Regions from separate parts of the Homo sapiens genome. Here region 2 is linked to region 1. The links are chromatin contacts, found by Hi-C in ENCODE. All regions are on one chromosome and are shown on one strand. Each heading gives the region's core, a stretch centred on a gene start or an enhancer-like site at or near the end of the contact. The rest is flanking DNA. Distances are from core to core; before and after follow the strand shown. Region 1 overlaps CREB5 (cAMP responsive element binding protein 5). Region 2 overlaps CREB5 (cAMP responsive element binding protein 5).

What was found. Hi-C counts contacts between places; a loop is a spot of excess contacts on that map. Pooled maps may share reads with other maps.
Region 2: a map with no recorded cell type shows a loop between it and region 1 (7-fold over the local background). The contact joins two enhancer-like sites. A Hi-C loop is called at or near these places in 4 of 37 single-sample maps with no recorded cell type and 2 of 50 pooled maps.

The regions. Positions count from the first base shown.
Region 1 is chr7:28,619,562-28,624,542 of GRCh38, reverse strand. All of the region lies in intron 5 of CREB5 (cAMP responsive element binding protein 5), which reads right to left. Among named protein-coding and RNA genes, the nearest start is that of CREB5, 210 kb to the right of the region's middle. Within about 2 kb of position 3,433, at least 2 of the 41 ENCODE cell types and tissues checked have a DNase peak (open chromatin) inside an H3K27ac peak, as active enhancers do.
Region 2 is chr7:28,813,661-28,818,106 of GRCh38, reverse strand. It overlaps CREB5 (cAMP responsive element binding protein 5), which reads right to left. Exons shown (of 11, transcript NM_182898.4): 10 at 1-36. Among named protein-coding and RNA genes, the nearest start is that of TRIL, 140 kb to the left of the region's middle. RefSeq lists an enhancer at 2,148-2,327. Within about 2 kb of position 2,571, at least 3 of the 41 ENCODE cell types and tissues checked have a DNase peak (open chromatin) inside an H3K27ac peak, as active enhancers do.

The DNA of each region.
Region 1 (4,981 bases), core at 2,184-4,683:
TTTTTGTACACAGCCTGTTAATCTTTAAAAATGTTGGCTACCTATGGTATGAAATTCAACTTTTTTAAATTGCAAACAAACTTGGGATTTCCACACGCATTATTACTTATTAATCATTCATTAAGCATCTGTTATCAAATAGGTCTTAGCCAAACCAAAGGGCAATTAACTTTTTCAAGAGTAAACAGAAAATGAGTTCACAAATTCCCAACTGTTCTTCCCTGCTTCTGACATAGATAGGCTCAAGTATACGCACTCAAAAACTTGGAAGAGAACATTAAAATGAAATAGTAAACGCTTGATTCTTCTTTGGCTTTAGAATTCACGCAAATTAGACGTGCAGAGTCTAAAGGATTTCCTTATTTAATTGGCCTCAATATTTCATTTGCACTTACTTATTGGTCTGTGTATTTCAGAGTGCTTTATCTATTTGTAACGGCTTCAGACTATCTGGTTTAGGTTGAATACCTGTAGAGGGCAGCATGTCATATTTATTTAAGGGATGAATCCAGAATCTCTGCTAAAGGTGATAATGGAGGAAGTTGTCATCACCACCATCATCATCACCATCATCATTGTTCTTATCATATCCCTGGGTTTTGATCTTAGAGAAAATCTCTGTTACAAAGTGGCAAAGTAGACTATACAATCTCCCCCCATCTTTATGAACGTTAATATTCTGCATAGTTTTCTGATGCATTATTTTATTCAAAATCAAAAAGATTCTCTTACTTGCATACCACAAAACTCCTCTGCTATGTATGATGTTGGCATAAAATTCTGTCATTCTGCTGTTAAATAATTCAAAACCATTTAACATGACATGAAGAGACTTATCATTAAGCCACGGGCAGGGGAATCAAATGGAAAGAAAGTTCCTCACTGAGATATGTTTTCACTCAAATTAGTCTGTGGTCAGACACAAACACTCCCTGTAGAATCTGTTTCTTTAAGATTCTAAAAATAAATCTTGATCTGTAAGTGACTTTGCTGTAATACATACAGTGAGTCAGATCAAGGAGTAAGAGCCATTTATAGAATATGAACTAAACTCTGGCCTGAGACAACCATTTAACCCTCGCAAACAGAGAAGCGGCATTTCAGATCATGCAGTTTGATCTATAAAGCTATTTTGACATATAAAGACTCTTTTTTATGATGACTCTGGCTAAAAATATTAGAATATGCCTAGAGGCAATCACAAGGACAAAACTTTTGGTAACAGGAAGATTAGCTTGACTGTACATGGTACATCTATGTGTGCATGCTCAGAACGTATTCTAGGTATGCCTGTATTCCTATGGGCTGGACGCAGTGATAAGTTGCCATTCCATGCATCCTCCTATAAAGAAGTAGATGGGGACAGGTGCAGTGGCTCATGCCTGTAATTCCAGCACTTTGGGAGGCTGAGGCAGCTGGATCACCTGAGGTCAGGAGTTCAAGACCAGCCTGGTCAACATGGTGAAACCCTGTCTCTACTAAAACTACAAAAATTAGCCGGGCATGGTGGTGGGTGCCTGTAATCCCAGCTACTCTGGAGGCTGAGGCAGGTGAATCCCTTGAACCCGGGAGACGGGGGTTGCAGTGAGCTGAGATTGCACCAGTGCACTCCAAGACTCTGTCTCAAAAAGAAAAAAACCAGAAGAAGGTGGGAGTATTTTTAAAATTATTATTATTTTCAAAAATAGAGATGGGGGTCTCACTATGTTACCCAGGCTGGTCTTGAAACCATGGGCTGAAGTGATCCTTTTGCCTCGGCCTCCCAAAGTTCTAGGATTACAGGCATGAGCCACCACACCCAGCTGGTGGGAATATTTTAACTTGCATTCCATGGTGATTTAGAATGGCTTGTGTGCCCATAAATAAGTCATTGAACATCTCTGAGCCTCAGTTTCTTCATCTCTAAAACAGTAATAAATATAATCTGTACCTCAAGAGGTTGATGTAAGGATTAAACAAGATAAAGCATATAAAGTACTCAGTACACAGAACACAATTTTAAGAAATGTCAGCTAATATTCTGTTCTTCTCAGCCCTGGCAGTTATAGAATGGTGTAATTTTCTTTTTGTTCTTTCTACGCCTTTGCATGTCCCTTCATTTCTAGAGCATGTCTTCATAGTCTTGTAAATAGCTGCCTTATAGAGGGCATGTCTGGTGGCTACAGGTGGGTAAGGGTTTTCTTTCTCCTTCTGCATGGCTGATGTAATGAACATCTCTAAGGGGATATATGATTGAAGGGTGTGGGGAGTGTGTGTGTGTGTGTGTGTGTGTGTGTGTGTGTGAGAGAGAGAGAGAGAGAATGTGTGTATATGTGTAAGAATTCACATTGCGGAAAGAGAAATGTGCCACCCTCCTCACCAAGTTTCGCTCACAGGAAAACACGTTAATTGTTGAGTAGTCACATTGTGTGCACACTATCTCAAACCTGGCACACTGCAAAGAGCTGCTTTACAAGAAATATGACTTCATATCACAGTGTTAATCATTGACCTCCACCCTGGTAATAAGATCTTTTTTGGCCTTGTACAAGTAGAATCCACCTGAGACTTCCTCATCATCTATTCGCTAACAAATTGGCAGAAGTATTAGGAAATTTCACCTTGGCGTTTGGGTGAGTCTTTTCCATCAACATAGTTTATTTGGATTACAGGCTCTTCCTCAATTAAAACAATAAATCAGCCATTTTCATTTTCTTTTCACCTCTGGATATATGTTGTCCTTAATACTTTAAGTTGCAGTCAGAATGCTTGCTTGGTATGACGACATCATCCTGTCTTTCAGGTGTAGTTTCAGGGTCACACAGAACACTTGTGTCCGGAAGGTTGACTTCACAGCGCACCACAGACACATTCTGCTACTCAGGGGAGTGAGATCATGGGCTGGCATAAATTTATCACTCTTTTAAATGAACGGGGTTGAATTCTATCTACTAACCTTGATCAGGAGGCTAGTGATACTGGCTGTGTAAAACAAAACAAGACAAAATAAACAAGGGAAAACCACAGCGCATGTGGCCACTTTGTTCAGAAGGTGACACCACTGAATTTAGTCTGTGAAGGTCTTGTCACATGAAAGCCTAGAAATAGCTATGACCTAAACATGAGAGTAGAAGACAATCCGGTTAGAAATGAATGAACACATTCCATTGTGCTTGTATAGTGTTTAAAATCTATTTTGGGGCAAAAGGGGTATTGTAAATACTTTCCCTTGTTCATAACTATCATAACCCAAACTTTCTGGCTCTCAACATTTTCCAGTGACCCTGCATGCCTATAATTTTTTACACACCACCTGACCTGGCAAGAATTATGCTACCAGAGATGTGGATGCCCTGTGACCCCCACCCCCCAACCCCGAATCCCCAAGGCCAGCCAAGACTAGATTGGACCTTATGACTGATTCTAATCTGGATGTCTCAAGGGGCTGTCCTCGTCTCACTGCACAATTCCAAGGCCACTTGGTTCTGATGGCCCTTGGGAGATGCTGCCATATTAGGCCTGTGGAAATGGCCACATCATTCTAAAATTATTTTGGAAGTAGAGATTTAACATAACTTTTTGGATTAGCATTCAATTCCAAATTTGGGGCTGGGATTTAGGTAAAATTAATTTTAGGGACTTCTTATTGGGTTTGCGAAATGTTAATTCCAGCAAGTATTCCTTTATTCTTTAATACCGACTGGATCACAGACTGTGTCTTTTTTCCATTTGATTCTCTCTTTGGTAACAGTATTTCTAGGAAGACTTGGCTATCTGTATAGACAACTCCTGACTCTGAAGTGGTTGACTAGATAGGCTTATTACTGAATTCAGGTCAATTCGTGGCCGCCTCCTCTTTGACCGTAGCGGCTCTGGATGTCAATGAGAGGGTTAAAATGGGGCGAGCCTGAGGCCAGTTATGGAAAAGAGGAGGGAATAGGCATTTCCTGGATATACAGTTCCTAGTATCTCCACGAGGCCAAATATAATTTGTATCTAGAAACTTACCTTCTGCCTACCTTCACTACCTGAGAGAATTCCCTCCAGAGATAACGATGATCTTTTATTAGGCACCAGAGCGTGAAGATCTGGAGATGCTGAGACACAGCCTTAGAGGGTGTGCTTTCACAGGGAAAAGAAGCTCTATGATTCTTTAATCACAGAATTCCCTTTTAGCACTGTTCACTGAGACACTAGGTATGAGTGGCACCCCCCTCTTCCAAATGGATTTAGTTATAGAAGAAATAAAAGGACTTCCATATGGAAGAAATTAAAGGACCAGCCTGGGTAACATAGTGAGACCCTGCCTCTTTAAAAATAATAATAATAAAACAAGAACAAAGTGAAATAAATTCTAAAAAGTTTGGTTTGTTCTGAGTTTTTCTAGAAGAATCTATGAGACGACTGCAAAAATTGTTTCCCTTATCTATACAGATTAAATATATCCCCAGTTAAAATTGTACCGTTTTAAAAATTATTATTTTGAGAAGCTTCACTTCATCAAGTCTATTTTATTAAAATGATGCCCAAATTCTGCAGAGGCTTAGAAACCCATCAAATTTCATTTTTAAAAGTATGGCATGTAATGTATAGTATTTCAAATAATTTTCACATATTTTTTATAACAGAAAATGGGCAGAAGAGGCTCTGCCTCTTCCTTAATACACCCGAGGCTCAGAAAATACAACTAACCTAAGATCTCACCTTTGGCACATGACCAACATCCAGGTTGTCTGGCTCTGTGTTCAGTGCTATTTCCTATGAGCCTCTGCTCCCCACAAGACTTGGAAATGCCCTCTTGATTCTCAGGGTTTCCTTCATCGTCATCCTGGAGTAACAGAGGTGGGCTTATTTTATTTCATGAATGATAGTTTTATGTACATGACACATTTATTTTAGAGATGAGGGTCTTGCTATGTTGCCCAAGCTGGTCTCAAACTCCTGGCCTCAAGTGATCCTCCAGTCTCTGAAGTAGCTGGGAATACAGGCATGAGCCACCATG
Region 2 (4,446 bases), core at 1,322-3,821, 190 kb before region 1:
CTGGGCCACCTCATTTTTCAACATAGACACTTCATTCTAAAAGAGATATGTATTAAAACCATGTTGAGAAGACCAGAGGATACAAACCCACAGCCCTGTGCACTTTCAACAACAAAACTGGCAAACTCTTCCATTATGTCTAAATGACATTAAGAATATTATTTAATGTGGTTCACCTGAAAGTTTGTAGCTTACCTTTAATTTGGCCCTCACATTTCCCAGGGGCTTTCTGCAGAGCTTAGGTTTTAACTCAAGAGCTGAACCTTATTAAAAGGCTAGACCACACCCTTAGGTGATGGGAACCGAAGCCAGGTGAGAATCCTTACTCCACACTGACTGTGTGACCCTAGGTAGATTACATAACCCAGCTGAGCTCCAGCAACCTCGTTATAAGATGGGGATAAGAAGAGTACATTATTTGTGTTACTATGAGGATTAAATACAGTAATAGATGGGAAACAGAACAATACCCAGCACATAATAAGGACTTAATACATTTAACTATTGTAACCTTCACAAGCTCAGGTTTACATCCAATTGAGAATGTGAATATGAGGCGCACATTGGGCAGAATTATGTGGTAGGATTTGTGGCTTCCACCTGAAATGCAATCAGAATAAGCTGACTCATCTACCATCAGATTTTCCAAAAGAAGTCTGTGTTGCTCAATCTAAAAAGAATATCTGAAAATAAATTGACCTTCAGTCATGAATCCCTGCTCTCCCCACCATCTCCTACTCAATTACTGTTCATGGGATACTGTTGAGCAGAGCACATCTACCTGCCTGATGCCCACTGAGCAGGAGGTATGGAAGCATACAGTACACATGTTGGTCAGCTGCAGGTGGATGATGTCAGCTCAGGGTGGCAAGGAGGCAATGAAGTTTTGGGCCATGATTGAATTAATTTGATTGAGTTCATTGATTATTTGGTCAATTTCGGTCTATAAAATACTCTTTCCCCCCTCAATATCAGGATATTGTGGATGGTGTGGGGTTTTCTTCTTATTTACTCATGTAAGTGCCTCGGATCTCTACTTTATCTGTTAATATTAATTCACAAAGGCATGCTCATAGCTTTGTAGAATAATGAACTTGGCACCCATTGTCTACAAATATAAACATAAAATAGATGGTAGCTCCGAGATGCTTCCACTTGATAAAAGTGAACGTAAATGTAGCACTATCTTGAATAAGCCACTTAAAAATTGTGATCAATAATATCCTCTCTTTGGTCAAGGTTTATTTGTGGCTGCCAGGCATTATACCTCACATGTAGGAGACTTAAAAAATGCATGCACACCGAAAAGGACGATTAACATTGCTGTCATTAAGTTGTACCTACACTTTCAATATGAACTTGGCTTTTCAGCCATGTATTTATCACCTAGGAAAGTATGTTTGGGATTCTAGAAGTTGCGCTAAAAAAAATTGAAATCTGTTTTAAGGAATATCTCCCATTTCTAAATTTCTTGGTGAAATAAATTATAAGCAACCACATATTGAGTAACATTAATAACAAAAATAATAAAATAAAACAATGACAAAATAATAAAAATCTCATCTACAAATCTCATCTCATTCCCTTTCTCTTCCAAACTTTATTTTTACAAAATAAAAATGACTATTTGGGAAATTAGCCTTAATGATGAATAAATCACTTAATCAAACAAGAAAATTGCTCTTACATCTCAGAACATACAAGAAGGCAAATTGTACCTCCCAACTCCAAATGAATGTGATTGATAAGGGGCTCTGTGGAAACCAAAAGTGACCCTGTCAATTCCAAGGTCAGTGGGATAACTTACAGGACAATTTATTTTAGCCTTAAACACTAACTTCTTCCTCTTTGACTTTACACCTATCTAAATTCAGATGGCCTTCCTTCTTTTTCTCAGTTCTCCTTCTGCTCAAAATAGCACATATAAAAGAAAGTCACTTCTAGACCATCAAATGAAGGCAATCTCTGGTTAAAAAAAAACAACCAAACAAAAACCAAGAAAGGAAACAGAGATGTGTTTATGTGTGTGTGTGTGTGTGTGTGTGTGTGTGCGTATATATTTGCTTCAGAAGGAAATGTCATATTATTTGCATTTAGACTACAGAAATAACACTTTTCTGAAATCGAAACTGCTAGACACCTTGCCCCCTGAGTAGAAGCTCTCAGCTGCAGATAATGTAGACAATGGATCTTAGAAAATGGAATCAAGTTCTAATTTCTAGTGAATCCACACTTTTCTACCTAGAAAACAAACAAGAAAAGTATTAAAAACAAAACTGGGTTCTCTTGCTTTCTTATACTTTTGGAAGAAAAAACACCCCTGCCTGTGGCCATCTTGGAGAGGTTGAATTTAGTCTCCATTTCTTCCCCCACTATGTCCTGGGCAATGAAACCCTTTCTTGGCAGCATTCGATCTCCCAGGCACAAAGTGTTCATTGCCCCTTCCCTAAGAAAACACTCAATTCTATTCTCTGGGTTTCTACAGTTAGCAAAGAGCTAACTGCCTATGATATTTGGCATGCCCCAAACAGTTTCACAATAAATTTTTGCTTTCATAAGTCTGTTTTACTATAAAAAGAGCACTAGTCAGCACATGTGGTGCCCTGGCCTATCACCAAAACCCCATACAAAGTATATGACTTTGGTGGCATTTAGTCTATGAACAGCAAAACACTTTATTAATAAAGCAATATGTTGTAAGTACAGAGACCAAAGGCCTGAGTGTTGTGAGGATCTGTAAAAATGCAGAACCCTGAGAATATTGAGACAACTGACCATCATTTAAAGATATATGTGAATATGAACATATTCTTTTTTTCTTTTTTATTGTTATAGAGACAGGGTCTTGCTATGTCGTCCAGGCTGGACTACAGTGGCACCATCATAGTTCACTGCAGCCTCTACCTCCTGGGCTCAAGCAATCCTCCCACCTCAGCCTTCTGAGTAGCAGGGACTAGAGACATGTGCCACAATGCCCACCTAATTTTAAAAAATGTTTTGCAAAGATGGGGTGTAGCTATTTTGCCCAGGCTGCTCTTGAACTCCTGGCCTCAAGTGATTCTCCAGCCTCAGCCTCCCCAAGTGCTGGGATTACAGGCATGAGCCACTGTGCCTGGCAGGACATATTTCTTAATGTAACATGTTAATACTTATTTAGCCATGTTATTGTGGGAAAATGAACACCAATTAATGTCCTCAGTAGAGAAGGGCAATCAGCTTCTTGTTTATCCATATACATATAACTATGATGCTGCAAGGACTAAATAAAGGCCTAATAACCACATAAGCCATAGAAATTCATGGGGCAGCATCCAGTAGGAAAAGGAACTCTCACTTGAGAGTTGAGAATAATAGGGTTTGAGTTCCCAAGCTGCCATGCCAACCAAGTATAAAACACGATGGTTGAACTACTTCCAGAAAGTTCCTTCCAGAAAGAATTTTTTTTTATTCTACAAGCAATTCTGTGTCACCTTCTATTGAGAAAGCAAATTACCCAATTATCCAATGAAAGAGTCCATCTTGACTTTTATTCATTACTTAGCTACTTTCAATATGCTCAAATATGCTTATAATTCAGGTCTTATCTTTCATAAGGGAGCCAGTTCTAGCACCTCTTATGCTTCTAAATCTTAGTAGGGCAGATTCCAAAGCAACATTTATAGTTTCATTTTAGAGCAAAATTTTCTATGTCCATTTATGTGTCCATATTACTGAGAGAGCATCTACGGAGCCTTCATTATATTTCATAAGGGGCCTTTGGCTTAAGAAAGGTCAAGAATCACTATCCTAGAGAAAGAAGAATGAATTGTGTGCTGTGCACATGCATAATCATCTTAAGGATTCCATAGTGAAAGACTGATTAGTGTAGGAAATGCACAAATACTAGACTATATTTTAAGTAAAAACGCTTTTCAAGGGAACGTAAGTGGAATCACCTTGAATTCATTTTGGAAGAGAACAACCAGATAGCAAATGTTTCAAAATGCATACAAGAAATCAAATGTGGCCTGGAAGTCTAGTAGGGAAATAAAAACCAGGCCTTCTGGAGGCATTTTCTTACTCTGAATTACCTTGCTTTATAAATTGAGGAAAATCACCATTTTGTATTCCCCTATGAAGGTTATAATCAGAGTTTTAGGTCTTAATATAAAAGTATTTTGTAAATACAAGGTATTAATAATATGTATTGATTGTCTGGTGGAAATCAACTCTTCATTTTTTCATTTTTCTAAACGAATTTGAGTTTGCTCCTCTAAAGCAGTTAGCTGTTTAGCGACTGTAAGATCCAGTTGGACTGATCTATTTTTAAACCCATAGTTTGCCTTGGGATGAAGCAGCACGCCACAGAGATATTCAATACTACAAAAACATACTTTCAGCAAGCACTCCAACAAGTCCCTAATAGCTACATTTGCAGTGTTCAGCTTTGGGGATGTCATTATTTAT